Regions from separate parts of the Homo sapiens genome. Here region 2 is linked to region 1. A link is an interaction called in ENCODE POLR2A ChIA-PET data of the cell type or tissue named here. Cell type or tissue: IMR-90. All regions are shown on one strand. Each heading gives the region's core, and the rest is flanking DNA. Links, peaks and the distances in the headings are about the cores only. Region 1 overlaps ZNF227 (zinc finger protein 227). Region 2 holds the start of ZNF45-AS1 (ZNF45 antisense RNA 1).

Region 1 (15,461 bases), core at 8,134-10,633:
TTCTCAAGGGAACTGAAGTTCAGGGTCAGAGAGTGCCTGTCCTCACCCACTGCAACCAGGTTCTTGAAGTTCTCCACCATGACATCTCGGTACAGCTTCCTCTGGGTAAGATCGAGCAGTCGCAGTTCCTCCCTGGAGAAGACCACAGCCACATCCTTGAATGTCACAGCCTCCTACAATATCAAACACATGTAACCTCAATCTTACAACCAACCTTCACTAGAAGAAGGGTGGCATCAAGAAGGAAAAGAGCACCACAAAAAAGTTGTTATAGATTCCAAGAGATCTCAGTCAATTTTCAGCTGTTACAGTTTTCCCTGTCTCACTATCTCCTACGCTCATCCCCATAAAGCCTGTAGTTTATCACTGTTTTTTGTTTTTTTCTTTTTTGAGATGGAGTCTCACTCTGTCACCCGTGCTGGAGCAGTGGCGCAATCTCTGCTCACTGCAACCTCCGCCTCCCGGGTTCAAGAGATTCTCCTGCCTTAGCCTCCCAAGTAGGTGGGATTACAGGCGTCTACTACCATGCCCGGCTAATTTTTGTATTTATTTAGTAGAGACGGGGTTTCACCATGTTGGCCAGGCTGGTCTCAAACTCCTGACCTCCAATGATCTGCCCGCCTTGGCCTCCCAAAGTGCTGTGATTATAGGTGTGAGCCACTGAGCCTGGCCCTATCATTGTTTTTAACGTTTGCAAAGTTCACAGGCCTTCAGCAACCCCCTGGACAGGTATATAGCTCTTCCTGTGCTTTCAAGGCACATGTCACATCCACCTACTACAGGATGCACAGCTGCTTAATTTAAAGCACTGGCTCTGGAGTCTGGCCAGGTTCAAATTTCAAGGTTTTGCCTTTTACTAGTTATAGGACCTTGGGCAAATTCCTTAATCTCTCACTAACTGAATTTCCTCTTCTTTATCATTGTATCTAAATTATAAGGTGTATGAGCCTGACACAGAAGGATCACTTCAGCCCAGGAGTTTGACGGTGCAGTGAGCCATGATTGTGCCACTGCACTTCAGCCTGGGCAACAGAGTGAGACCCTGTCTCAATTTTTAAAAATAAATTTTCAGGCTAGGCACAGTGGCTCACACCTGTAATGCCAGCACTTTGGGAGGCCGAGGCGGGCAAATCACTTGAGGCCAGGAGTTTGAGACCAGCCTGGCTAAGATGCTGAAACCCCGTCTCTACTAAAAATACAAAAAAATTAGCCAGGCGTGGTGATGTGCGTCTGTAATCCCAGCTACTCAGGAGGCTGAGGCAGGAGAATCACTTGAACCTGGGAAGCGGAGGTTGCAGTGAGCCAAGATGGCGCCACTGCACTCCAGCCTGGGTGACAGGGGTGAGACACTGTCTTAAAATAAATAAATTTTTAGAATTAAAATAAATAGATCATAAAGTGTTTGAAAGGATCAGATGAATGAATATATGTCAAGCACTTAGAAGTGCCTAGCACACCATACATGCTCAATAAACTCGAACAACGCATATCTTTATCATCTCTTTTGTCCTATTTTGTGACTACATACAACAGGATTCCTTGGAACTGAAGATTTATCTCTAACCAATCCAAATAATGTACAATTAATTACAGATTTTTACTTATAACCAATACTACAAAGATCCTTTTACAGAGCTCATGGCCAAGAAGTAGCAACTGCAAAGTCATAGAATATTTACTTTAAAAGTTTTGAGGGGTGGAGCCAAGATGGCTGAATAGGAACAGCTCCGGTCTACAGCTCCCAGCATGAGCAATGCAGAAGACGGGTGATTTCTGCATTTCCATCTGAGGTACTGGGTTCATCTCACTAGGGAGTGCCAGACAGTGGGCGCAGGGCAGTGGGTGCAGCACACTGGGTGTGAGCCAAAGCAGGGTGAGGCATTGCCTCACTTGGGAAGCACAAGGGGTCAAGGAGTTCCCTTTCCTAGTCAAAGAAAGGGGTGACAGACGGCACCTGGAAAATCAGGTCACTCCCACCCTAATACTGCGCTTTTCCAATGGACTTAAAAAACGGCACACCAGGAGATTATATCCTGCACATGGCTCGGAGGGTCCTACGCCCACAGAGTCTCGCTGATTGCTAGCACAGCAGTCTGAGATCAAACTGCAAGGAGGCAGCGAGGCTGGGGGAGGGCGCCTGCCATTGCCCAGGCTTGATTAGGTAAACAAAGCAGCCTGGAAGCTCGAACTGGGTGGAGCCCACCACAGCTCAAGGAGGCCTGCCTGCCTCTGTAGGCTCCACCTCTAGGGGCAGGGCACAAACAAAAAGACAGCAATAACCTCTGCAGACTTAAATGTCCCTGTCTGACAGCTTTGAACAGAGTAGTGGTTCTCCCAGCATGCAGCTGGAGATCTGAGATCCGGCAGACTGCCTCCTGAAGTGGGTCCTTGACCTCCAAGCAGCCTAACTGGGAGACACCCCCCCAGTAGGGGCAGACTGACACCTCACACAGCTGAGTACTCCTCTGAGACAAAACTTCCAGAGGAACAATCAGGCAGCAGCATTTGCAGATCACCAATATCTGCTGTTCTACAGCCACCGCTGTTCTGCAGCCACCGCTGCTGATACCCAGGCAAAAAGGGTCTGGAGTGGACCTCTAGCAAACTCCAACAGACCTGCAGCTGAGGGTCCTGTCTGTTAGAAGGAACACTAACAAACAGAAAGGACATCCACACCAAAAACCCATCTGTACATCACCAGCATCAAAGACCAAAACTAGATAAAACCATAAAGATGGGGAAAAAACAGAGCAGAAAAACTGGAAACTCTAAAAAGCAGAGCGCCTCTCCTCCTCCAAAGGAATGCAGCTCCTCACCAGCAATGGAACAAAGCTGGATGGAGAATGACTTTGACGAGTTGAGAGAAGGCTTCAGACGATCAAACTACTCCGAGCTTCAGGAGGAAATTCAAACAAATGGCAAAGAAGTTAAAAACTTTGAAAAAAATTTAGACAAATGTATAACTAGAATAACCAATACAGAGAAGTGCTTAAAGGAGCTGATGGAGCTGAAAGCCAAGGCTCGAGAACTACATGAAGAATGCAGAAGCCTCAGGAGCCGATGCGATCAACTGGAAGAAAGGGTATCAGTGATGGAAGATGAAATGAATGAAATGAAGCGAGAACGGAAGTTCAGAGAAAAAAGAATAAAAAGAAACGAACAAAGCCTCCAAGAAATATGGGACTATGTGAAAAGACCAGATCTACGTCTGATTGGTGTACCTGAAAGTGACGGGGAGAATGGAACCAAGTTGGAAACACTCTGCAGGATATTATCCAAGAGAACTTCCCCAATCTAGCAAGGCAGGCCAACATTCAGATTCAGGAAATACAGAGAACGCCACAAAGATACTCCTCGAGAAGAGCAACTCCAAGACACATAATTGTCAGATTCACCAAAGTTGAAATGAAGGAAAAAATGTTAAGGGCAGCCAGAGAGAAAGGTCAGGTTACCCACAAAGGGAAGCCCATCAGACTAACAGCGGATCTCTCGGCAGAAACTCTACAAGCCAGAAGAGAGTGGGGGCCAATATTCAACATTCTTAAAGAAAAGAATTTTCAACCCAGAATTTCATATCCAGCCAAACTAAGCTTCATAAGTGAAGGAGAAATAAAATACTTTACAGACAAGCAAATGCTGAGAGATTTTGTCACCACCAGGCCTGCCCTAAAAGACCTCCTGAAGGAAGCACTAAACATGGAAAGGAACAACCAGTACCAGCCACTGCAAAATCATGCCAAAATGTAAAGACCATCAAGGCTAGGAAGAAACTGCATCAACTAACGAGCAAAATAACCAGCTAACATCAAAATGACAGGACAAAATTCACACATAACAATATTAACTTTAAATGTAAATGGGCTAAATGCACCAATTAAAAGACATAGACTGGCAAATTGGATAAAGAGTCAAGACCCATCAGTGTGCTGTATTCAGGAAACCCATCTCACGTGCAGAGACACACATAGGCTCAAAATAAAAGGATGGAGGAAGATCTACCAAGCAAATGGAAAACAAAAAAAAGGCAGGGGTTGCAATCCTTGTCTCTGATAAAACAGACTTTAAACCAACAAAGATCAAAAGAGACAAAGAAGGCCATTACATAATGGTAAAGGGATCAATTCAACAAGAGCTAACTATCCTAAATATATATGCACCTAATACAGGAGCACCCAGATTGATAAAGCAAGTCCTGAGTGACCTACAAAGAGACTTAGACACCCACACAATAATAATGGGGGACTTTAACACCCCACTGTCAGCATCAGACAGATCAACGAGACAGAAAGTTAACAAGGATACCCAGGAATTGAACTCAGCTCTGCACCAAGTGGACCTAATAGACATCTACAGAACTCTCCACCCCAAATCAACAGAATATACATTTTTTTCAGCACCACACCACAACTATTCCAAAATTGACCACATAGTTGGAAGTAAAGCTCTCCTCAGCAAATGTAAAAGAACAGAAATTATAACAAACTGTCTGTCTCTCAGACCACAGTGTAATCAAACTAGAACTCAGGATTAAGAAACTCACTCAAAACTGCTCAACTACATGGAAACTGAACAACCTGCTCCTGAATGACTACTGGGTATATAACAAAATGAAGGCAGAAATAAAGATGTGTCTTTGTTCTCATTGGTTTCAAAGAACAACATACCAGAATCTCTGGGACGCATTCAAAGCAGTGTGTAGAGGGAAATTTATAGCACTAAATGCCCACAAGAGAAAGCAGGAAAGATCCAAAACTGACACCCTAACATCACAATTAAAAGAACTAGAAAAGCAAGAGCTAACACATTCAAAAGCTAGCAGAAGGCAAGAAATAACTAAAATCAGAGCAGAACTGAAGGAAATAGAGACACAAAAAACCCTTCAAAAAATTAATGAATCCAGGAGCTGGTTTTTTGAAAAGATCAACAAAATTGATAGACCGCTAGCAAGACTAATAAAGAAAAAAAGAGAGAAGAATCAAATAGACCCAATAAAAAATGATAAATGGGATATCACCACTGATCCCACAGAAATACAAACTACCATCAGAGAATACTACAAACACCTCTACGCAAATAAATTAGAAAATCTAGAAGAAATGGATAAATTCCTCAACACATACACCCTCCCAAGACTAAACCAGGAAGAAGTTGAATCTCTGAATAGACCAATAACAGGCTCTGAAATTGTGGCAATAATCAATAGCTTACCAACCAAAAAGAGTCCAGGACCAGATGGATTCACAGCAGAATTCTACCAGAGGTACAAGGAGGAGCTGGTACCATTCCTTCTGAAACTATTCCAATCAATAGAAAAAGAGGGAATCCTCCCTAACTCATTTTATGAGGCTAGCATCATCCTGATACCAAAGCCAGGCAGAGACACAACCAAAAAAGAGAATTTTAGACCAATATCCTTGATGAACATTGATGTAAAAATCCTCAATAAAATACTGGCAAACCAAATCCAGCAGCACATCAAAAAGCTTATCCACCATGATCAAGTGGGCTTCATCCCTGGGATGCAAGGCTGGTTCAACATACGCAAATCAATAAATGTAATACAGCATATAAAGAAACCCAAAGACAAAAACCACATGATTATCTCAATAGATGCAGAAAAGGCCTTTGACAAAATTCAACAACCCTTCATGCTAAAAACTCTCAATAAATTAGGTATTGATGGGACATATCTCAAAATAATAAGAGCTATCTATGACAAACCCACAGCCAATATCATACTGAATGGGCAAAAACTGGAAGCATTCCCTTTGAAAACTGGCACAAGACAGGGGTGCCCTCTCTCACCACTCCTATTCAACATAGTGTTGGAAGTTCTGGCCAGGGCAATCAGGCAGGAGAAGGAAATAAAGGGTATTCAATTAGGAAAAGAGGAAGTCAAATTGTCCCTGTTTGCAGATGACATGATTGTATATCTAGAAAACCCCATTGTCTCAGCCCAAAATCTCCTTAAGCTGATAAGCAACTTCAGCAAAGTCTCAGGATACAAAGTCAATGTACAAAAATCACAAGCATTCTTATACACCAATAACAGACAAACAGAGAGCCAAATCATGAGTGAACTCCCATTCACAATTGCTTCAAAGAGAATAAAATACCTAGGAATCCAACTTACAAGGGATGTGAAGGACCTCTTCAAGGAGAACTACAAACCACTGCTCGATGAAATAAAAGAGGATACAAACAAATGGAAGAACATTCCATGCTCATGGGTAGGAAGAATCAATATCGTGAAAATGTCCATACTGCCCAAGGTAATTTATAGATTCAATGCCATCCCCATCAAGCTACCAATGACTTTCTTCACAGAATAGGAAAAAACTACTGTAAAGTTCATATGGAACCAAAAAAGAGCCCACATCGCCAAGTCAATCCTAGGCCAAAAGAACAAAGCTGGAGGCATCATGCTACCTGACTTCAAACTATACTACAAGGCTACAGTAACCAAAACAGCATGGTACTGGTACCAAAACAGAGATATAGATCAATGGAACAGAACAGAGCCCTCAGAAATAACGCCACAGATCTACAACTATCTGATCTTTGACAAACCTGAGAAAAACAAGCAATGGGGAAAGGATTCCCTATTTAATAAATGATGCTGGGAAAACTGGTTAGCCATATGTAGAAAGCTGAAACTGGATCCCTTCCTTACACTTTATACAAAAATTAATTCAAGATGGATTAAAGACTTAAACATTAGACCTAAAACCATAAAAACCCTAGAAGAAAACCTAGGCATTACCATTCAGGACATAGGCATGGGCAAGGACTTCATGTCTAAAACACTAAAAGCAATGGCAACAAAAGCCAAAATTGACAAATGGGATCTAATTAAACTAAAGAGCTTCTGCACAGCAAAAGAAACTACCATCAGAGTGGACAGGCAACCTACAAAATGGGAGAAAATTTTTGCAACCTACTCATCTGACAAAGGGCTAATATCCAGAATCTACAATGAACTCAAACAAATTTACAAGAAAAAAGCAAACAACCCCATCAAAAAGTGGGCGAAGGACATGAACAGACACTTCTCAAAAGAAAACATTTATGCAGCCAAAAACCACATGAAAAAATGCTCACCATCACTGGCCATCAGGGAAATGCAAATCAAAACCACAATGAGATACCATCTCACACCAGTTAGAATGGCAACCATTAAAAAGTCAGGAAACAACAGGTGCTGGAGAGGATGTGGAGAAACAGGAACACTTTTACACTGCTGGTGCGACTGTAAACTAGTTCAACCATTGTGGAAGTCAGTGTGGCGATTCCTCAGGGATCTAGAACTAGAAATACCATTTGACCCAGCCATCCCATTACTGGGTATATACCCAAAGGACTATAAATCATGCTGCTATGAAGACACATGCACATGTATGTTCATGTCCCTACAAAGGACATGAACTCATCATTTTTTATGGCTACTGGGTGTATACCCAACGGATTATAAATCATGCTGCTATAAAGACACATGCACACGTATGTTTATTGCAGCACTATTCACAATAGCAAAGACTTGGAACCAACCCAAATGTCCAACAATGATAGACTGGATTAAGAAAATGTGGCACATATACACCATGGAATACTATGCAGCCATAAAAAAGGATGAGTTCATGTCCTTTGTAGGGACATGGATGAAATTGGAAATCATCATTCTCAGTACTATCGCAAGGACGAAAAACCAAACACCACATGTTCTCACTCATAGGTGGGAACTGAACAATGAGAACACATGGACACAGGAAGGGGAACATCACACTCTGGGGACTGTTGTGGGGTTGGGGGAGGCGGGAGGGATAGCATTAGCAGATATACCTAATGCTAAATGACGAGTTAATGGGTGCAGCACACCAGCATGGCACATGTATACATATGTAACTAACCTGCACATTGTGCACATGTACCCTAAAACTTAGTTTAATAATAATAAAATTTTAAAAAAAAGAAATGCTGATATCCAGTGAGTAGGACTAGAATTCACCACTGTCATCTCCAGTCTGCAGTTTCAAAGGAAGCCACATGGGGCTGGGTGAGAGGGGAGGGCCACAGCTGGATCAATCATTGTATAGATGTGGATACTGTGATCGGTATCTTTATCTGGGCATTTTTTTTCTATTAACATTTTTTTAAAGTTAAAAAAAAAAAGGAAACAACAGGTGCTGGAGAGGATGTGGAGAAATAGCAACACTTTTACACTGTTGGTGGGACTGTAAACTAGTTCAACCATTGTGGAAGTCAGTGTGGCAATTCCTCAGGGATCTAGAACTAGAAATACCATTTGACCCAGCCATCCCATTACTGGGTATATACCCAAAGGATTATAAATCATGCTGCTATAAAGACACATGCACACATATGTTAATTCTGGCACTATTCACAATAGCAAAGACTTGGAACCAACCCAAATGTCCAACAACGATAGATGGATTAAGAAAATGTGGCACATATACACCATGGAATACTATGCAGCCATAAAAAAGGATGAGTTCATGTCCTTTGTAGGGACATGGATGAAACTGGAAACCATCATTCTCAGCAAACTATCGCAAGGACAAAAAACCAAACGCTGCATGTTCTCACTCATAGGTGGGAATTGAACAATGAGAACACATGGACACAGGAAGGGGAACATCACACTCCAGGGACTGTTGTGGGGTGGGGGGAGTGGGGAGGGATAGCATTAGGAGATATACCTAATGCTAAATGACGAGTTAATGGGTGCAGCACACCAACATGGCACATGTATACATATGTAACAAACCTGCACATTGTGCACATGTACCCTAAAACTTAAAGTATAATAATAATAAATAAATAAATAAATAAATAAATAAAAGAAAATCAACATCCAAAAAAAAAAGTTTTGAAAGCGTAATGGCAGATTTTCCTCTCCAAAGATTTTCCCAGTTCACTCTTCATGCAACAGTACAAGCATTCCTGAATCTCTAGACCCCGGCTAAATAGGACTCAGTTCCTTTTTCTAAAAAAGTCATTGACAATATAAGTAAAACCAATATATAAATAGAAAGCTATTTTATTAACATTTTCACACATTTAAATTATTAGTGAAGTTTTTTTCATAAATTTCTTTTCTTTATGACACTCCTATTCATTTCTTTTGCTCATATTCCAGTTGGAATTTTCTCTATATTACTAATCTTAACAGGAATTTAAGCTATTAGACCTTTACCTAATGTTTAAGTATATGCCACCGGTTTGCTGCTGTCTCTTACCATCATACCTGATAGCTTTTGCTGTAGGGAAATTTAAAACACTTACATAAAAACTGTGCTTGAGCATCTACGTTCATGGAATGACTAAGAGACAAAACTAGAGAAGAGACAGTAATTGAGATGGAAACTGGATGAGGGGCATTGTTGGGGTCTATCCTCCAAAAGGTAATATCAGGGCCAGGTGCACTGGTTCACGCCTATAATCCCAGCACTTTGGGAGGCCGAAGTGGGTGGATCATCTGAGGTCAGGAGTTGAAGACCAGCCTGGCCAACGTGGTGAAACCCCGTCTCTAATAAAAATACAAAATTAGCCAGGCGTGCTGGTACATGCCTGTAATCCCAGCTACTTGGGAGGCTGAGGCAGGAGAATCGCTTGAACCTGGGAGGCAGAGGTTGCAGTGAGCTAAGAACATGCCATTGCACTCCGGCCTGGGTGACAAGAATTAAACTCTGTCTCAAAAGAATAAAAAGGTAACATCAGGTACTTCTATCATATGTGCTCATCTCTGTGAATGGAAAACTCTTTTGTTCTGTCTGCCTTTACATGAAAATAGAATGCCAGATATTCCTAATAGTTGGAAGCTTCAGTGTCCAATGAGTCAGCTACCTGGGAAATTTGGGGCAGTTATAAAATGTTCCCATAACCTGTTTCTTCATATTTAAAATGCAAATAAATCATCTCCATCCTCACATCTGAAAAATGCAATGACAGATGGAAAGGGCTAGCAAGACATCTAAGTACTACTAGACCTTACGTACATGTAGTTACTTTGATGAAATAAATTCATACAAGAAATAAATGAGTGATAAAAACATAAACGGGAAAAATATATAGCTCTTCTTCTCTGAAAGCATCTAATAAAATTACACCATGTCATTCTTTAGATGTTCTGTTTACAAAACACCTGAGGGAACTGACATGAAACTGAGACATAAACCTCTTCAATGCAGAGTTCCTAAAACTTTAAGGACAAATAATATTGAATTCCACCAGAATTTCTTTTGAAGGAATTGTTTTTATATGTAGGGAAAAAAGTCACTGGATTTACTTTAAAGTAGTAAAATTCTTAAAATTTCTGAATTTCTGAAAGGCTAAATAAGAAATAGTTTTTGTTGTCTTTTAAGGGCACTGCAATTCAATGGCATATGATGTACTCACTTACAATGCAGGTGATGCAATTAAGTGGAGAATGCACAATTGAAAATTTCATCTACTCAAGTATTGCAAAATGTGTATGAAAAAGGAACATGGGAAAATGAAAAAAGCTAGTTCATAAGCAGGGTAGTAGCATAGATTATTTCTGATTAAAGCTTCTATTATTTTTTCAAACACTGTTTTGTAAAATAGTAAAGGTGATAAACTAAAACAAAAAAACACATACATGTCAGCATACCACATGTCCTGAATATCTGTTTCCCACTAACCTTTCCAAGAAAGAGAAAAAATAAATCTGTTATCTTTGAGAAATAAATCACATTTTAAAAGACAGCAAGGAATCCTTTACGTACCTGAAACTTGGTCATTTTCTCCTGCTTCTTCTGGGGAAGGTCATAGTTCTGAGATGGCATAACTGGGGGAGACCAAAGACGCCATGAGACACAAGCCTGCTGTTAGCCCATGTGTACATATGAGGAAATTAGAGAAATAGCCCTACATTCAGACAGGTATAGCCACATACAGCTTGGTAAGCAGAACATGGACTGTATTCCAGCTACTAAATGGCATGATAGTTCAGTGCCATTGGGCAGTGAACAGTCTGCACAAGTGCAGCATCCTTGCTACAAGGATTTCTGATGGCAGAGACAGCAGGAAACGAGAGGCAATGTAACAACATATGAGGGCTCTCAAGTCAAGTATCTGGGTTTAATTCCTAGAAATGATACTTACCAGCTGTGTAACCTTGGGGATATTAAAAACCCTCTCTGTGCCTCACTTCTGTTATGTGTACAATGAGGATATGGTAAGAATCATAAATCGTACCTCCCTCATAGGGTTTTTCCAAGGATTAAATAAGTAGATGGAGAGTTCTAAGAACCAGGAGTCCCTTTCTCTTATAGTTACAAAAAAGCTTCTTCATGGCTTCTTGCTGTTTAGCCAGGCCTGGCACAGTGGCTCATGCTTGTAATCCCAGCACTTTAGGAGGCCAAGGAGGGAGGATCACATAAGGTCAGAAGTTTGAGACCAGCCTGGCCAACACGGCAAAACCTCATCTCTACCAAAAATAAAAAAAATCAGCCAGGCGTGGTGGTGCGGGTCTGTAATCCCAGCTACTTGGGAGGCTGAGGCATGAGAATTGCTAGAACCTGGAAGGTGGAGGTTATAGTGAGCCAAGATCACGCCAATGAACTCCAACCTGGATGACACAGTGAGACTCTGTCTCAAAAAAAAAAAAAAAAAAAAAACAAGCAGATGATACTTTGCATCACACACTTGCCTTGCAAATATTGCTCTCCTATGAAAGTCACCTTTAATTTCTGAAAAGCCGAAATCTGACTTAAGGTTTCTTTTTAGTAATTTGTTGCCCAGCTAGTAATATTTTACTGACACTGTTATCAGTTTTCTAAAACGTATCATTCTGGGTCAATTTACTTCATGAAGCCTGGAAACGATCATTGGTACATCTCTTTTATTTTATGTGCACAGAGAAAAACACACAGCAAAGAGAAAGATAAAGCACAAACGAAAAATCAAGAAACATGAAAGATAAATTGAGAGGCTTCCGTATTTGTCTAACAGGAATGGGAGAAGAGAAGGCAGGATGGAGGGAATGACTGAGAGGTTTTAATTTCAAGATGCAATTGCTGAGAATTTCACACAATTGGTAAAAGATACAAGTTCGCATATAGAAATTCTAAACAGTATAAATAAAAATAAACATACCCTAAACAAATCACAATAAAACTCAGAAATGCAAAAGACTAAACGAACATAAAGAACTGGAAACAACAACCTTAAAGCTCCTAGAAAGAAAATATAGTTGACCTAAAAGAAATAACAATTAGATTGACAGAAATAGGGTAACAGAATGGAGATTTAAAACAAATGAATATTACCTCCAAAATAAAGAAACTGTCAACCTGAATTCTATGTTCAACTAGATGATTATTTACATGAGAAAGAAACAATATTTTAGCTGAAAAAAAAAATGAAGAGAATTTATAACCATGTGAACCCTAAAAGATGGACTGCAAAAAGCAATGGTAAGAAAACATTTGTGACTATATTGGTAATATAATAATCTTTGTTTAAAAAAAGCCAAAGAACTATAATGACAAATTTTGAGGGTGGTTATAATAAAAAGTAGACCTATAAAAACATAGCTTTTTTTTTTTTTTTTTTAAAGGTACATCTTTTTTTTTTTTTTTTTTTTTAGAGAGAGAGTTTCGCTCTTGTCACCCAGGCTGGAGTGCAATGGCACAATCTCAGCTCACTGCAACCTCTGCCTCCCAGGTTCAAGCGATTCTCCCACCTCAGCCTCCTGAGTAGCTGGGATTACAGGTACGCACCACCACGTCTGGCTAATTTTTGTGTTTTTAGTACAGACGGGGTTTCATCATGCTGGCCAGGCTGGTCTCAAACTCCTGACTTCAGGTGATCCACCCGCCTAGGCCTCCCCAAGTGCTGGGATTACAGGCATGAGCCACCGCACCTGGCCCCATCTTCTTTCAGATTTTTTTTAGTCTCAATATTCTTCAGAATAAGAACACATGCTGATTAAGTTTAGTATTTGCTAAGAAAGAGAATATTTTTAAAGTTAGAAGAATGACACAAAACCATATAAACTCCAGACCAGTTGAGCACAAATAAAAGGGAATAAACTGAACAAAAAAAGACAAGAAAGGAGAACAAAATATACACACAGATAGTAAAAGCAAATTATCCCAGACTGCACTAAAAAAAAAAAAATTATACATATATATTCTAAAAGACACTACGAAAACATAATGACAAAAAAGTTTGAAAGAAAAAGAACAAAAAAAAGATATACTGTACTGAGCAAATGGCAAATTACAGCTTCAGTTTCAGAGGTCATGGTAGAAAATAAAAAAAAAACTGACCTCAGCTACTCGGGAGGCTGAGGCAGGAGAATCGCTTGAACCCGGGAGGCAGAGGCTGCAGTGAACCGAGATGGCGCCACTGCACTCCGGTCTGGGCGACAGGCGAGACTCCGTTTCAAAAAAAAAAAAAAAACTGACCTGATGTCTGGCGTATGCTTTAAGACAACCATCTGCAGCCTTTTTGGCACCAGGGACCAGTTTCACGGAAGATAATTTTTCCACGGATGGGGGCGGGGGAGATGGTTTGGGGATGATAGGTTCCACCTCAAATCATGAGGCATTAGTTACATTCTCATAAGGAGCGCACAACCTAGATCCTTCACATGTGCAGTCCCTCCTATGAGAATCTAATGCCCCTGCTGATCTGGCAGGAGGCAGAGCTCAGGCGGTACCCCTCCAATCACCTCCTTCTGTGCTGTCAGGTTCCTAACAGGCCACAGACTAGTACCAGGTCCGCTGCCCAGAAGTTGGGACTCCTGCTTTAAGACACTCTAATTTAAAAAAAAAAAAAAAAGTGGGGTGGAAGGAGGAGGAGATGGTCTGCAGCAAATGTTGAACCTGAGTGTTGGTTACGTGGAATTCACTGCACCACTCTTTTGACAGTTGAATATGCTTGAAATTTTTCGGCTGGGCGCAGTGGCTCACGCCGGTAATCCCAGCACTTTGGGAGGCCGAGGTGGGCGGATTACCTGAGGTCAAGAGTTCAAGATTAGCCTGGGTAACACGGTGAAACCCCGTCTCTACTAAAAATACAAAAATTAGCTGGGAGTGATGGCGCACACCTGTAACCCAGTTACTCGGGAGCTTGATGCAGGAGAATCACTTGAACCTGGGAGGTGGAGGTTGCAGTGAGCTGAGATCACGCCACTGCACTCCAGCCTGGGCAACAAGAGTGAATCTCCATCTCACAAAAAAAAAGAAAAAAAAAGAAAAAAGAAAATTTTCATAATAAGAAAAAAACTACTACACAGAATACCAAACCTATTTTGAGAAACATCCATAGCATATACTAAAGGGAAACACATTAAAGTGTTAGCAGTTTTATTATAAGTAATTTAAGTTTTCTGAATATAACATCACTGTCCAATAGAAATATACTGAGACACATAAATAATTTTAAATTTTCTAGCAGTAACATATAAAAAAGGCAAAAAAACAAAAACAAAAATAGGTGAAGTTAATTTCAACAACATAATTTAAGCCAATGTATCCAAAATATTACCATTTTGACATATAATACAAAAAATTATCAATGAGCCATCTTACATTTTTTGTACAAAGTTTTTGAAATCCAGTGTGTATTTAACACTTACAGCACATCTCAATTTGGACTAGACACATTTCAAGTGCTCCTAGGGCACACATGGCTTATAGCTACTGGATTGGATAGTGCATCTCTATAATGAGCATTCATTACTTCTATAACTAGAATATGACATATTTTGACATGGAATGAAATTAAGTAAGTGAGATGTTGCAGGATTTTTCTAAAAAATTCAAAATTCATCAGTGCAGTTTTTGAGGTCTTCCACAGTAAAATCCATACCTACATTCCCAAGGCTGATTTCCAACGACTCACCGGTAGCCATATGGATTACTATTTAAGATAACTGAAGACGACTGTATCATTGAGATTAAGACCACAGACTCAGAAAAAGGAATAGAAAATAAACAACAACAAAAACCAAAGAAACAAAAACAAACAAAAAAGATCACACAGTCTGAAAAGGAATGCTTGGGTTCAATCCCAAATCCACCTCTTACTATCAGTTGAATAACTTCGGGAAAGTATTTAATAACATAAACTCTGCCTAATTTCCTCATAACAAAATAACAAGACCTACTTCATCAATAGCTATGGTCCACAGACGAATGCCTTAAAATCAAAGTGGTAAGATGTTATTGGTAATACTCATTTCCAAGTAGTTTTCCTACCCACTCTCACATTTATTCAACAAATATTTCATCATTTTTCAGTAGTAACTTACTGAGTGACGGAAACTTGATTAACTGAAAGGACAGAAAATGGAACAACAAAGTGCGTTCAAGAGCAGGTACCTGGGGCTATGCTGGGAGAAGCCAAGAAGTCCCTCCTTCCTCCTCTTTGCAAATTCGGAGGCGGTGAATAAAAGGATGCTGTCAGCA
Region 2 (15,461 bases), core at 2,763-5,262, 320 kb after region 1:
TGGATTTCTCTCTTTTTTTTGTTTCCTTCTGCCTACTTTGGGTTTCAGATGTTCTTTTTTTCTTGTTTCTTAAGGTAAAAGCTTAGGTCACTATATTAGTCTGTTCTCACACTGCTATAAAGAAATCCCTAAGACTGAGTAATTTATAAAGAAAAGAGGTTTAGTTGCTCACAGTGCTGCAGGCTGTACAGGAAACACAGTGGCTTCTGCTTCTGGGGAGGTCTCAAGGAGCTTTTACTTATGGCACAAATCACATGGCTGGAGCAGGAGGAAGAGAGCAAGGGAGGAGGTGCCATGTACTTTCGAACAACCAGATCTCCTGAGAATTCACTCACTATACAGTACCAAAGGCGGATAGTGCTAAACCATTCATGAGAACTCCACACCCACGATCTATTCACCTCCCACCAGGCCCTACCGTCAACACTGGGGATTACAATTTGACATGAGATTTAGTGGGGACACAGATCCAAACCATATCAGTCACTGATGGACGAATACAGTGTTTATCTTAAGAAACAAGAGAAAAAGAAGAGCATCTGAAACCCAAACCATATCAGTCACTGAGACACTCTTCTCTTTTAATATAGGCATTTAATGCTATAAATTTTCCTTGAAGTCTTATTTTATCTACATCCTATATGTTTTGATATGTTGTTTTTATTTTTTATTTTATTTTATTTGACCTATAGACTCTGAAATGCTGGCCGGGTGTGGTGACTCACACCTGTAATCCCAGCACTCTGGGAGGCCCAGAAGGGCAGGTCACTAGGGAGTTGGAGACTAGCCTAGCTAACATGGCGAAACCCTGTCTCTACTAAAAATACAAAAATTAGCCTGGTGTACAGCTTACACCTGTAGTCCCAGCTACTTGGGAAGCTGAGGCAGGAAAATCGCTTGAACTCAGGAGGTGGAGGTTGCAGTGAGCTAAGACTGTGCCACTACACTCCAGCCTGGGTGACAGAGCAAGACTGTCTCAAAAAAAAAAAAAAAAAGTTATTTAGTTCCTGCTATCTTTTTGTTATTGATTCCTAATTTAATTCCATTGTGGAATAGAGAATGTATTTTATATAACTTGAATCCTTATAAAGCTTTTGAGATTTGTTGCATGGTCCAGGTTATGGCCTATCTTGACATATGTACTTGGAAAAATTGGGCAATTTGCTGCTGTTTGGCAGAATGTTAATGTCAATTAAATTTAATTGGTTGATAATATTGTTCAAGTTTTCTCTGTCCTTATTGATTTTTCATCTATCAATTGTCAGCAGAGTATTACTATGTTTAACTATAATTGTTATGTCAATTTCTGTAGAGTTTTACACATTTTTGTGTTTTTGGTCTTTTATCCAGTCTGTTGTTCATTCTGGGTCATTTCTACTGTTCTGTCTTCCAGTTTCCTGATTCTTTCCTCTGTTCTTTCCTTTCTGCTGCTGAGTACATCCAATGAGTTTTTAATTGGTTACTAAATTTCTCAGGAGTCAAAATTCCTTGGTGTTCCATTATATCTTTGATTTCTTTGCTGAGACATTCTATATTTTAATTTATTTCAAGCATGTTCATAATTATTGTCTGAAGCATTTTTAAGGTGGATGCTTTAAAATTCTTGTCAAATAGTTCAAATATTTCTATCATCCTAGTGTAGGCATCTATTGAGTCTTTTTCATTCAGTTTGAGATCTTCCCAGTTCTTGGTGTGGTAAGTGATTTTCTGTTAGAACTGAACATTTTTGGTTTTCTGATCTGAGGCTCTGGATCATACCTAACAAAGTACCACCGACTGGGCAGCTTAAACAACACCAATTAATTTCCTTACAGTTCTGAAGGGTAGAAGTCTGATATCAAGGTGTCAGCAGTATTGTTTCTTGTGAGGTCTCTCTCTTTGGCTTGTAGATGGCCATGTTCTTCTGGTAAACGTGCTACCTTCACACACCCTTTGTGTATCTGTGTCCTGATCTCCTCTTCTTATAAGGATACCAGTCATACTGGATTAGGGCCCACACCAAAGACCTCATTTAACCTTAATTACCTCTTTAAAGACCTTATCTCCAAATACAGTCCACATGTTGAGGTACTGAGAGTTAGGACTTCAACATATGAACTCAGGGAGTGGAGTACACAATTCAGTTTATATCACCTGTTCTCCTCTGACATCACTGTGGTAGGGGAAGTGGATCCTGCCTCATTATTATTAGGTGGTGACAGAAATCCAGATTTCCCACTCAGCCTCCATTGATACCCACAGGGGGGCTCCTCATTACTAGTGGCAGGGGTGGGAGTTCCGGTTTCCCACTAGACCTCCACTGATACCTTTCTAATTTGGAGGGAAAGGAGTGCCTTATTACTGCACTCCATGTGGCTTCTACTGTTAGCACTGGGTTGAGGGGTGGGGAGGAAAGTCCTAACTCTCCAGGCAAGAGTGGAAGCATGGGTCTTTGCTGGCATGCTGGGGATAGTGCTGAAGGTTTTTCCTGTGGTGTTTTGACTAGAGCATGGCAGTAATTGTCTAAAAGTTTTCCTTCTTGCTAGGCTGCCCTCTTCCTTGTCTTTTGGCTAAAGACAGCAGGCTTTTGCTGGGACTTTTTTGTCTGTGCCCATTGGTGTATTGGGACTGCTAGCTTCTTTGGCTTTAAGTCTGGCACAAAGGAGGCACAAAGAAAATCAAGGGAACTCAGCACCAGTCTACCTTTTCTCTACCACTCAGTGTTCTTTTTCTCTTTTTTTATAACTAATGCCCAGGGTTTTTATTGTACTTAGCTGGACAAATAGAAAAAAGTACATCTATTCCATCTTCCTGGAGGTCCCTTCTCAATTTTCTTTTTCTTTTTTTGTAGGGGGAGACAGAATCTCACACTTTCTCCCAGGCTGGAGTGCAGTGGCACGATCTCGGCTCACTGCAACCTCCACCTCCTGGATTCAAGCGATTCTCCTGCCTCGGCCTCCCAAGTAGCTGGGACTACAGGCACGGGCCCCCACACCTGGCTAATTTTTGTATTTTTACTAGAGACGGGGTTTTGCCATGTTGGCCAGGCTGGTCTCGACCTCCTGACCTCAAGTGATCCACCCACCTCAGCCCCCCAAAGTGCTGGGATTACAGGCATGAGCCACCACGCCCAGCCTTTTCACAATGTTTAAAATACCAATTTTCCTGAAAAGTACCCATATATTGAGTGCAATTCCAATAAAAATGGCAATGCCACAAACATCCCCATTCATGTATTTTGGTGAATATGTATACACTTACATTTGGGTTAAAGGTAAGAATGGAACTGCTAGGTTATAGCAAATGCATATATTCAAATTCAATAGATCTTGCCAAATAGTTTTCCCAAGTGATTATATCAATTTATACACTCGCCAGTAGACTACGATATTAAGTTTCTTTGACCTTAAAATTCATTTTCTTATTTTGAAAGAAAACATTTCTGTGGGCTCTCGGTACTTTGCCCATTCAGCCTAATGGATAAGTAGGCCATAGTAGTATTTACCTTGGACAAATCAGCCAGACTCGTATTTTAAGTGAGAGAATGGCAATTGGGCATGAGAAATTTCAGAGTGGGAGTAGGAGTGAAGGGAGAGGGCTTAAAAAATTTACATAATCTCAAAATCTGAAACAAACCATTTCATGTCCAAAGTAACACACTTAGAAACAAACCATAATCCGGAATACAACCCCATCCATGTTCTCACACAATGAATTTCACAATGTCACAGAGTGAAAACACAAAACGCACAGGCATTCTTTCTCTAAAACCAATGCACACTTAACGCCTTCTGTGCTCCTGGAGCTACTATAGGTGCTGGCGCTACCTGGGAGCGCGAAAAACAAAAGCCCCTGTCCTCAGCTCGCACCTAGAATACCAACCGTGGACCATACGCTGGAGCTCGCCAACTTCTCCTCTCACACGCAGGTTTGAGGCTTTGAGGTCTGCATGCCCGTGCTCTGCCTTCTCCAGCCGAGACTCAAGATTCCACTCGCCTCCTCTAAACACGCAGGACGACCTGAAATCATAGCCCTTAATAGAGCAAGTCAACCAACGGTACAGATGGTCAAGCTCTTGCTCATGTGCCCTCCGAGCATAGGCTACAGAATGGCGGGCGCCGTGGACATGGTTATTCCGGGTGGACTACATTTCCCAGAAGTCACCGCGCTAGGGTCACCCTCGAGCTCTAGATCTTTTTCCGGTGTCCGAGCTGCTGTAGCCCCTACGTGGTGAGTAGATCGTCTCCACAGAAATCAGCGGAGGCTTCCACAGTCCCTGGTTGGAATGGAACCGGCGGTGAGGATGAGAGGCGCTGAAGACCAGAAGACCCAGGGCGTGAACGGGGCGTGTCATCCCTGGAGTTTCAGTAGAATTTCAGGCCTGTCTGCTTGAGCAGCAGAGGAGGAGTTTCTGTGTGCCTGTGAGAGACTGTGTGTGTGTGTGTGTGTGTGTGTGTGTGTGAGATGAATGAACAGGGTTGTGTACGTGTGTGTGCGTTAGACAAATGAACAGTGTTGTGTACCTGTGTGAATTGTCACTGTGACTCCAGGCTCTAGGCTCTGCAGATTCCTCAGCCCTATCGCCTCACAGACACTTGGGATGTGCAGCAGGTAAAAGAGAGAAGCCAGATTCATGGAGGCGTGAAGGATCCCAGCAAGAAAACACAGACTTGATCTTGAGACGAGATTTTTGAAATTGGTTGCGGCCTCAAGGCAGGCTCTGAGAAGACTCGATAAAGAGTTCTCAGGAATAGGCATCCCTCCTGGATATTTCCCCCTTGGAAGCGCCGAGGAGCCAGCTCTATGTTTGTAACCATAGCATTTCTAAAGCTCCAGCCCCAGGAACCTGCTGTGAATTAGAGACAGATTCCACCCTAGGCATCACTGATCTTGGCCTCTCTTGTATTGGGAAGGTCAACACTGTTCCAGTTTCTCTCCTACTCCCATCTGGTTGTGCTCGGTGAAGTAGGTGAGCAGGTATGATCATTGAGGGTATTTTCTAAGTTACTGTGCTATCCAAGAAACCCCAGCTGTCTCATGATTGCCTTCTCTTTTCCAGTGCTACCCTTCTGTTAAAAAAAAAAAAAAAAAAAAGATCCTGAAAGAGGAAAGAATTTTTGCTACACATCTGAAAGCTAAAGTCCAGGTGAGTTTATATTTCCTCATTACTTGTAAGATGCTCTTTAATTTTAAAGACATGAGACCCTTTCTTCTCTTTGGAAATGTCCTGCCTAACAGTGACGTATCTGTGAATATGCCATTACAGCCTCCTTTCAAGGCCCTTAAGCCCTTCTCTTCATAATTTATTTAACCTTTTGCCTACTGCGAGCTATTATGTTTCTAATTGTTGACTAAAAACTAGTCTATAATGAACACCATTTTGCAGAGATCTTTGCTTCCTTTTATAGCCATTCCCTGAGGATAAACCCTAGTTTCAAAATTTGAGTCAAATATCAGATATTTACCATGTGCTTGTACTTGTTAGGATACAATGACAAAAAGATATAGTTGCTATCCTCAAATGACTTGGTATCCAGTAAGGAAAATGAAATCGGAATAGGGATAAGAAAGATAGTTGATGTGAAAGGCCACTAGAGAAATTCAGATGACCTGTCTTGGGAGTTCACAGGGAAGAGGCATCTTTCTGGCTATAGCAGCATTGTCAGGATATGATCGAACTGTGAGAACTCAGTGAAAGAAAATGGATCTTATACCTTAGAGTTTTTATTCTAATGATGTTAAATGCAAAGTGACATTAAATGGAACACGATGTCTTAACAGCTGCTTGTAGGACACTGTGATTAGGAGGATAGATTCAGAAGTAAAATAAACCCATCTATCAGGAATGTATAATAGGAAGCAGCTTTGAGACTACCAGTAATGCATACGAAATATCAGAGTCTCCGATTTACATTGACATACATTTCTACAGGCAAACGAATCATAGGGTGGGTTCAGGTAATGGGAACTGATGAAAATAAAGTAAAAGCTTTCAATAAAACACAGCAGCAGTTTTTAGAGCAGCGCTGGTTCTCAAATGTAGGATGCATCAGAATCACCTGCAGGGCTTGTTCAAACAGTTTGCTGGGCCCCAGCCCCAGAGTTTCTAATTCGGTAGGTCTGAGGTAGAGCAGAGAATCTGCATTGGTAACAAGTTCCCAGGGACTATATTTAGAGGACCTTTGTTCTAGAGTATACTAAGTTTTCTCCTCCAGATCAAAAGATATTTAAAAGGTAAGGCAGGGAGGATTTTTTCCCACTTGTTCAGAGAAAAGATTGCTCTGTTAAAAATTCAAAAATCTATCTAACTGTGTCTCAAGACAAAAAGATATAGTTGCTATCCTCAAATGACTTGGTATCCCAGTAAGGAAGAATAAATCAAAATAGGAATAAGTAAGATAGTTGCCTTTTTAAAAAAAGTTTTAATTTTATGAAATATACTTTTAGGAATAGGCAGAAACCCAGGACTATAAAACAAATATTAAGTAAGTTAATATATGGGTTTATGTTTTCCATACTTTTTTCAATTTATTGATGTCTGTCCGTTTTTCTCTATATATTGATAAATACATATATTTTATAAATGTAATCATATTTACATTTGCATAATTGTATACATTTGTAACTCAATTCTTTTTTTTTTTTTTTTTTTTTTTAGACGGAGTCTCGCTCCGTCACCAGGCTGGTGTGCAGTGGCGCGATCTCGGCTCACTGCAACCTCCGCTTCCCAGGTTCGAGCAATTCTCCTGCCTCAGCCTCCCGAGTAGCTGGGATTACAGGCCCATGCCACCACGCCCAGCTAATTTTTCTATTTTTAGTAGAGACGAGGTTTCACCATGTTGGTCAGGCTGGTCTCGATCTCATGACCTCATGGATCCACCCGCCTCAGCCTCCCAAAGTGCTGGGATTACAGGCATGAGCCACTGTGCCCGGCCCGTAACCCAATTCTTAAACAGCTTTATTAACATATAATTCACATGCCACAAAATTCAGTCATTTAAAGTATACAGTTTAATGTATTTAATATATTCACAGAGTTGTGCAACCATCACCACTGTCAACATGAGAAAATTTCCATAACCTCAAAAAGAAATTCCATACCCACTAGCACTCACTCTGCATTTTCCCCAGCCATAGACAACCATTTATCTACTTTCTGTCTCTGAATTCACCTCTTCTGGACATTTCATATGAATAGAGTTATATAATAAGTGAAGTTTTGTGACTGGCTTCTTTCACTTAGCCTAGCGTTTTCAAAATCCATCTGGGTTGTAGCATATATCAGTACTTTGTTTCTTTTTATTGCTGAATAATATTCCATTGTATGAATATGCCACATTTTTGTTGTTTATTCATCAGTTAATGGACATTTAAGTTGTTTCTACTTTTAGCTATTATGAATAATGCTGCTGTGAACATTTGTGTACAAGTTTTTGTATAGACATATGTTTCTATTTCTCTTAGATATATACTTAGAAGTGGAATGGCTGGGTCATATGGTAACTCTTTTGAGGAACTGCCAGATTATTATCGAAAGTATCCCTTTACATTCCCCCCAGCGTAAGAGGGTTCCAGTTTCTCCACATTCTTAGCAACACCTGTTATTACCTTTCTTTTTATTATTGTCATCCTCATGAGTGTGAAGTGGGTATTGTGGTTTTGATTTGAATTTCTCTGATGACTCATGGTGTTGAGCATTTTTTCCTTTGTTTATTGGCCGTTTGTACATCTTTGGAGAAATGTCTATTCAAATTCTTTGCCCCCTTTTTAATTGCTTTTTTAAAAGTTGTAACCTAATTTTCTTCACTGACAATGTAACTTGAATGTTTTTATTCCCTTAAACAGCTTCCTAAACTTAGCATTAAATGGTTGCTTAATATTTCATTATATGGATGCCCTGTTACATATTTAATTAATCAGCTGTTGCTGAGCTCAGAATGGTGAGAATGCCTGCTTCTACATGCTGTTCTCCTTTCATAGAGTGATCAGCTCACTTCTTTCTATTCCTCTGGGCCACATGGGAACTTCAGTCTTTATAATTTCAGAGATAGTAACATCTGAGAACGTGGCAGCATCCTCTACTGTGTGGAGCACTGATCACTGCACTATTTCAGACGGACTTGTAAATGATTGTGATACTGAAAAGCTACAGGAGCAGACTCTTTATGATCAACTCTTTAAATTCAAAATATGATTTCTAGAGCTTTTTTATCCCTTAATGTGACCCTCTAGAGAGGCCCTGGAGTGTTTGAATTTATGAAGGATTTCTTTGAGATTCATTGATCATTCCATTCTGTTTTCCTTGAAGCATCATTTTCTTGGTCCCTCGGGTGGCTTTCATTTGGCCTTTCTTGTATGGAACCTCTCTGCCACAGGATTGTACTGGAATTTTTCAAAAGCCTCAGCATGCCAAAGTCCCATTTCTTTTTTCATATGCAGATATTTCCTGCATGTTGGAAACAATTGATTTTTTAACCAAAATGGCTTATTTCTAAGGTAGGTGCAATTCCTGAACTGGAGCAGGGAGTCCAGTCCTCATAGGTGGAGAGTGTAGTGACAAGAGGATTTATCCAAGTGACTTAGGGAAAACCAGTAAAAGGAAAACTGTTGTATATCAGTATTCAAAACTCAGAGCCTTGATATTCTAATTTGAGACAACTCAAAGACTTTAGGACTTGGGAGAAAACAAGGCCTCCTCACCGTACTCCAAATATCACTGTATTCATAACTTATTTTATTACATTCTCTAATATTAGATTGATTAGCTCTATTATCATTTTTTACTATAAAAGTAATACATTCTCATATAGTAGTTCAGAAAATACAGAAAAACCCAAAGTGAGGAAACAACAACTGTAAACATTTTACTCCAGATCTTTTTGGTTGGGTACGGTGGCTCATGCCTGTAATCTCAGCACTTTGGGAGGCCGAGGCAGAAGGATCACTTGAGCCCAGGAGTGTGCGACCAGCCTGGGCAACATAATGAGAGCTCATCTTTACTAAAAATAAATTAGCCGGGTCTGGTAGTATGCACCTGTAGTCCCAGCTACAGGTCCATGCCACCACCTGAGACGGGAGCATAGCTTGAACCCAGGAGGTCGAGGCTGCAGTGATCCGTGTTTGCACCACCACATTCCAGGCTGAGTGACAGAGTGAGTCCCTGTCTCACACACACACACACAATATATATATGTATATCTCCATCCCTCAAGGCATATGCATATATTCATATGTGTTATTTTACCCACCATAACAGAATAACAGTTTGTAATGTAATATTTTTACTCATTATCATCAAATAAAGTTCTGTCATCACTTTTTATTGAAGCATGTATCATATACAATAAGGTGCCCACATCTTAGCTATATATATAATCCAATGAATTTTTGTATTTGAAAGGATCAGTGTACTCACCAGCCAGATGAAGACACAGAAGATTTCTGTGCCCTGCTTTAGAGGATTTTTCTGTGTCCTGTCCTAGTTAGAATCCACTGTTCTCCCATAAGGAGTAAGTGCTATTCTGACTCCTGTCACTCAAGATAAGATTTGCGTGTTCTTGAACTTCATATAAATGGAATCTCTTGTATCTCTCTTTTTTCATCCAAACTGGTACTTCTGGAATTCACCCATGTTGTTTTGGAAATCAACAGGGCTTTTTTTCAATTGTTATATAATCTTCCTTTATATGACCACACCACAATTTTTTATTCATTCTCATGATGATAGGTTTGTAGGTTCCCCAAGTTTCCCTCGCTCTCTATGTTTCACAGAGCGCCTTGATCTCTCTGTGACCTGTTCAGCTGCATGTTTTCCCTGCAGGTTTGAACCCAAGCCAAGGCCTTGAACATTCCCAGGCACTAGTGAAGTTGTGTAGGTTATGGCCTGAAACACTGGAAGATCAGAATGTGTTGCACAACACACAGAAGCTAGCTGTGATCCTGAGCCAAATTTCTTAAGCCCTCTTATAAATTTCATAACCCAGCCCATTTATTGTGGACATACCTAAGTAGATGGGCCTTCATTAAAATTAAGAACATCTATTTATAATAAGACATGATTAAGAAAGTGAATAAGAAGACACAGGCAACTCTTTCCTCTCTCTCTCTCTCTGTCTCTCCCTCTCCCTCTCCCTCTCCCTCTCCCTTCCCTCTCCCTCTCCCTCTCCCTCCCTCCCTTCCCTTCCTCCCTCCCTCCCTCTCCTCCTCCACCCTCCTTTTTATGTCTGTATACACACACAAAAGACTTGTGTTCAAAATACATTTATAAATTCCTAGAAATCAATAGGAAAATGACAAATCAAATTAAAAAATGGGGAAAAGAGTTGAATGACCCAATAGTATATCAAAATAGATAATATCATATGAAAAGGTGTTCCCATCATTATCAGGAAAATGTAAATAAAAATCACAATGAGATACCACTACACATGCACCAGAATAGCTAAAGTTAAAATGTCTGACAACACGAAGTATTGGCAAGTTTGAGGAGCAACTGGACCTTATATACATTGCAGTCTGATAAACTAGGTAAACCACATCCTCCCTTAGGTATATACCCAAGAAAAACAAGAATATATGTCCACACAAAGACTTGTAAAGGGTGTTCATAGAAGTTTTATTCATAGTAGTCAAATACCAGAAACAACCTTATTTTGTCCTGCTGAACACTCAGCTGGAGTCACCCCAAAAGCAGTGGCAGGGGAGTTCCCTAAAGGGACTGCCCCAAACCATCCCAGGATGGGGCTGTTGGGATTCCAAAGAAAGAAACAGCAATACCAGGGTGACCAATTCAAAGTGTTTATTAGCAGAACTTATGTACATAGGGGAGCTGCAGTGTATCCTCACATTGGACACCAAGATAAGAGATGCTAAAGTTAGTGGGTGAAAGTTTGAGGAGAAAGAGGATTTGCATAGTGTTAAAGTATTACCCTCCCAAGATGTTTATTAACTACAAATGGGAAGGTAGTAATGTACAGAAGGAAAACACAGGAGAAAACACTTTAACCAAGTGATGAAGGTTAATGTCACCAGTAATAAAACATTGATATCATGCACCCTTGGACATGATGATGCAATGTGAAAGACACAGCATCATTACTGTGCCACTGCCAAGAATACATGCCTCATTTCAGTTATAAAAACACATCATACAAACCCAGCGGGGGGAAATTTGACAGAATAAATTATTGGTACTCTTCCAAATTGAAAGGACATGAAGATAGGTATGACAGGCAGATGTTAGGTGGCCCCATGATTCCCACCTCCTGGAGTCCACAGCCTTGTTTAGTCCCCTCCCCTGGAGTATGAGCAGAGGTGGTGACTTGCTTCTAATCAGTGGAAAATGGCAAAGGTCAGGAAATGTCACTCCTCTCATTAGGTTAATTTATATGGCAAAAGTCATGGGTCAAATGGTATTTCTGGTTCTAGCTCCTTGAGGAATCTCCCATTACTGGGTATATACCCAAAGGATTCTAAATCATTCTACTATAAAGACACATGTACACGTATGTTTATTGCAGCACTATTTACAATTGCAGACTTGGAACCAACCCAAATGCCCATCAGTGATAGACTGGATAAAGAAAATATGGCACATATACACCATGGAATACTATGCAACCATAAAAAAGAATGAAATCATGTCCTCTGCAAGGACATGGATGAAGCTGGAAGCCATCATTCTCAGCAAACTAATGCAGAAACTGAAAACCAAGCACCACATGTTCTCACTCATAAGTGGGGGTTGAACAATGAGAACACATGGCACAGGGAAAGGAACAACACACACTGGAGCCTGTCGGGGAGTTGGGGGGCAAGGGGAGGGAGAGCACTGGACAAATTACCTAATGCATGTGGGGCTTAAAACCTAAATGTCAGATTGATAGGTACAGCAAACCACCATGACACATATATACCTATGTAAAAAACCTACACATCTGCACCTGTATCCCAGAACTTAAAGTAAAATAAAAATGAATTAATTAATTTTGAAGAAAAAGAAACCAATAATCCAATTTAAAAATGGGCAAGGACTTGAATAGACTTTTTTCCAAAGATGACACGCAAATGGTTAAGTGGTACCTGAAAAGCACATCAGACAAATGCAAATGAAACCACAATGAGATGTTACCACAATACCTGTTAGGATGACTATTATAAAAAGAAAGTAGGTAAGTGGGCTGGGCGCGGTGGCTCACCCCTGTAATCCCAGCACTTTGGGAGGCCGAGGCGGGCGGATCACGAGGTCAGGAGATTGAGACCACGGTGAAACCCCGTCTCTACTAAAAATACAAAAATAATTAGCCGGGCACGGTGGCAGGCGCCTGTAGTCCCAGCTACTCGGGAGGCTGAGGCAGGAGAATGGCGTGAACCCGGGAGGCGGAGCTTGCAGTGAGCTGAGATCGCGCCACTGCACTCCAGCCTGGGTGACAGAGCAAGACTCCGTCTCAAAAAAAAAAAAGAAAAGAAAAGAAAATAGATAAGTGTTGGTGAGGATGTAGAGGAAAGGGAACACTTGTACACTGTTGATGGCAATATCAATTGGTATAGCCATTATGTAAAACAGTATGAAGGTTCCTTAAAATAATAAAAATAAACCTATCATATGAAAAAAAAAAGTGACGAGATGTCTCTACTGTGATTATGTTATACCATATAAGACTCATAGCAGATTGGACTTCTTTTGTGGGCTTGATGAAGTAAGTGGCAATGTTGGAGAAGCCCATCTTGCAAAGGAACTGCAGGTGGCCTGCAGAACCTGAGGGCAACCTCCAGCCAACAGTCAGCAAAAAGGTGAGGCCCTCAGTCGTATGGCCACAGGGAAATGAATTCTCCCTACAATCTGAATGAACCTGGAAATGAATTCTCCCCCAGTTGAACTCCAGAGGAGAACACAGCCCAGGTAACCCCTCGTTTGCAGCCTGTGAGACCAGCCTGAGGACAGCACCCAGCTAAACTCCAGGTCCATGGAAACTGTGAGATTTTATATATTTATGTTGTTTTAAGCTAAATTCGTGGTAATTGGTTATGGTAGCAACTGAAAATTAATGCAGTAAGAAAGTCTAAGGAGATCGGAAGAGACTAAAGAGAAATAACAGCTAAATGCAACGTAGATTAATGTGTGGGATCCTGGAAAAGAAAAAGGACATTAATGGGAAAACATATTTGAATAAGATGTGCAAATTTTTCGTATTGTACCAATGTTAATTTCCTGGTTTTGATAATTATCCTTTGGTTATGTAAGATAAACGCTAGAATGAAGGGTATATGAGAACCCTCTGTACTACTCTTGCAACTTTTCTCTAAGTCTAAAATAAGTGGAAATTAAAAGTTAAAACAAAAAAAAAGGAAAATTTTATCTATCCCAAGACCACAAAGTTATTTTTCTGTTTCTTCCTCCAGAATCTTTATTGTTTGTTTTCACACTTAGACCTATGATCCATCTTGAATTTATATCTGTGTATGTAGTGGGATGAAGTTCAAAATCATTTTTTTCATACAGATATCCAAGTGCACTGGCACCGTTTGTTAAAAACACTGGCCTTCTCTTAAGCTGCAGTCAGACTTTTACTGTAAAGCATGGGCCCATATATGTGCAGGAGTCTTTCTACTTTTCCGTTGGTCCTCTTTGTCAATCTTTGTGCCAGCACCTCCATTTTAATTCCTGTAGCTTTATATTATATCTTGATAATCTGGTAATATAAGTTGAAGAACAACTTTGTTCTTCAAAATCACTTTGTCTATTCCAGGTTCTTTGCATTGCTCTATAATTTTAGAATGAGTTAATTAATTTTCTCAAAACAAACAAAACGCCCTGCTGACATTTTGTTGGCAGTACATTGAATCAGTAGATAAATTTAGAGAGAATTATCTCAAAATTGAGTCTTACAGTTCATGAACATGGAATACATTTCCATTTATTGAATTCATCTTTAATTTCTTTCCTTAAGGTTTTGTTGTTTCCTGTCTAAAGGTCTTGCACATCTGTTAAATTTATTCCTGTTTTACATTTTTTATGTTTTTACAAACTGTTAAGGTTTTAAAAATTTTATTTTTCAGTAGCTTTGCTTTAATATAATTGTTTTATACTTTTACCCTTTATTCAGCAATAAATTATTTAATTTAAAGCTTGTGGAATTAAAAAATATTTTTATGTACATAATCATGTAATCTACACTATCTGCAAATAAAGATCATTTTACTTCCTTCCATTTACACCTTTTATTTTTTCCTTATAATATTGGATAGGTCTTCTACTACAAAATTGAAAAGACATGTAAGAGTAGACAACCTTACCTTGTTCCTGAAATCAGAAAGACAGTGGTCCATATTATGTATAATGATCCCTTTATGTACAATGGTAGTTGTAGTTTTTATTCTTTAGGTCCCCTTTATCAGATGAAAGAAGTTCCCCTCTAGTCCTGGTTTGCTGAGAATTTTTATCATGATTAATGTTGTATATTGTTAAATGGATTATTTCTAATGAAATAATTGAATGGTTTTCTCCTTTATTAGTTAACATTGAAAGATTACATTGATTTTTTAAAAATTAAACTTATACTTGTTTGAGGTTATGGTAAAAAATTAAATTAAATGGCCTTTGAATTTCTAAAATAAAGCTCTCTTGGTCAATATGTTACTGGTTTCTCTTTGCTAATATTTGGTTTAATATGCTTGCGTCTGTGTTCATGAAACAGATATATTGTAATTTTCCTTTTATGTAATATCCTCATCTGGTTTTGATATCACAGTTATTCTGGCCTTATGACATAGTTTGTTTTTTTCTATTTTCTAGAACAAGTTGAGTTTGATTGGCATTTTTAATTTCTTAAATGTTTGGGAGAATTTGCTACTGAATCCTCTTGGCCTGACATTATTTTTGTGAGAAGATCCTTAATACAGATTTAATTTCTTTAATAAATAAAACAATATTTAGATTTTCAATTTCTTATATCAGTTCAAATTGTGTTTTCAAGGAATTTTAAAATTTCATCTACATTTTCAAGTTTATTAGAAAGTTATAAAGTTGTTCATACAATTCTGATTTTAATGTATGTAGTAAAATAGGTAGTGTTATCTTCTTTTATATTCCTGATATTGGCAATTTTTTCTTGATCAGTGTAACTAGAAGTTTATTATTCTTATTAATCTCTTCAATGAAATAGCTTTGGCTTTATTGATTTTTCTTTATTGTATATCTGGGGTTTTTTGTGTTATTGGTTACTTTTGGTATGTTATACTTTCTATAGGTTTAATTTGCTTTTCCTTTTCAAGCTTCTTGATGTATATCACTGATTTTCAACCTTTCTGTTTTGACAAAACATATATTTAAAGCTTATATCTTCATAAGCATTGGTTTACCTGCGTCTCACAAGCTTTGATATATCTTACTTTCACTATCATTTAACTCAAAATATTTTCTAGCTTCCATTGATTTATTATTTGACCAGTAACTATTTAGAAGTATGCCTTTTACACAGGCA

Evidence for each region. ChIA-PET counts read pairs that join two places held together with the same protein. Peaks named below come from ENCODE experiments on the same cell type or tissue, not always from the same donor. Only the 100,000 strongest peaks of a DNase experiment are listed, where the experiment ranks them.
Region 2: POLR2A ChIA-PET joins it to region 1 with 5 read pairs; 2 of 35 experiments call an interaction of 5 or more read pairs at or near these places.

What each region holds. Positions count from the first base shown.
Region 1 is chr19:44,213,158-44,228,618 of GRCh38, reverse strand. ZNF227 (zinc finger protein 227) reads right to left here. Exons shown (of 6, transcript NM_182490.3): 2 at 15,375-15,461; 3 at 10,767-10,828; 4 at 47-173. The coding sequence starts at 10,826. It overlaps LOC124904726 (a long non-coding RNA gene), which reads left to right. Exons shown (of 3, transcript XR_007067266.1): 3 at 1-1,487. Among named protein-coding and RNA genes, the nearest start is that of ZNF227, 8.4 kb to the right of the region's middle. In IMR-90, for the core only: no CTCF peak of the experiment used is centred there; no DNase peak of the experiment used is centred there.
Region 2 is chr19:43,890,532-43,905,992 of GRCh38, reverse strand. It overlaps ZNF45-AS1 (ZNF45 antisense RNA 1), which reads right to left and starts at 4,127. Exons shown (of 3, transcript NR_184050.1): 1 at 3,849-4,127. It overlaps LOC100505715 (a long non-coding RNA gene), which reads left to right and starts at 4,190. Exons shown (of 3, transcript NR_038334.1): 1 at 4,190-4,956; 2 at 5,039-5,125; 3 at 12,853-14,189. RefSeq lists an enhancer at 4,187-4,256. In IMR-90, for the core only: no CTCF peak of the experiment used is centred there; a DNase peak (open chromatin) is centred at 4,162; H3K4me3 peaks cover 1,287 bases; H3K27ac peaks cover 338 bases.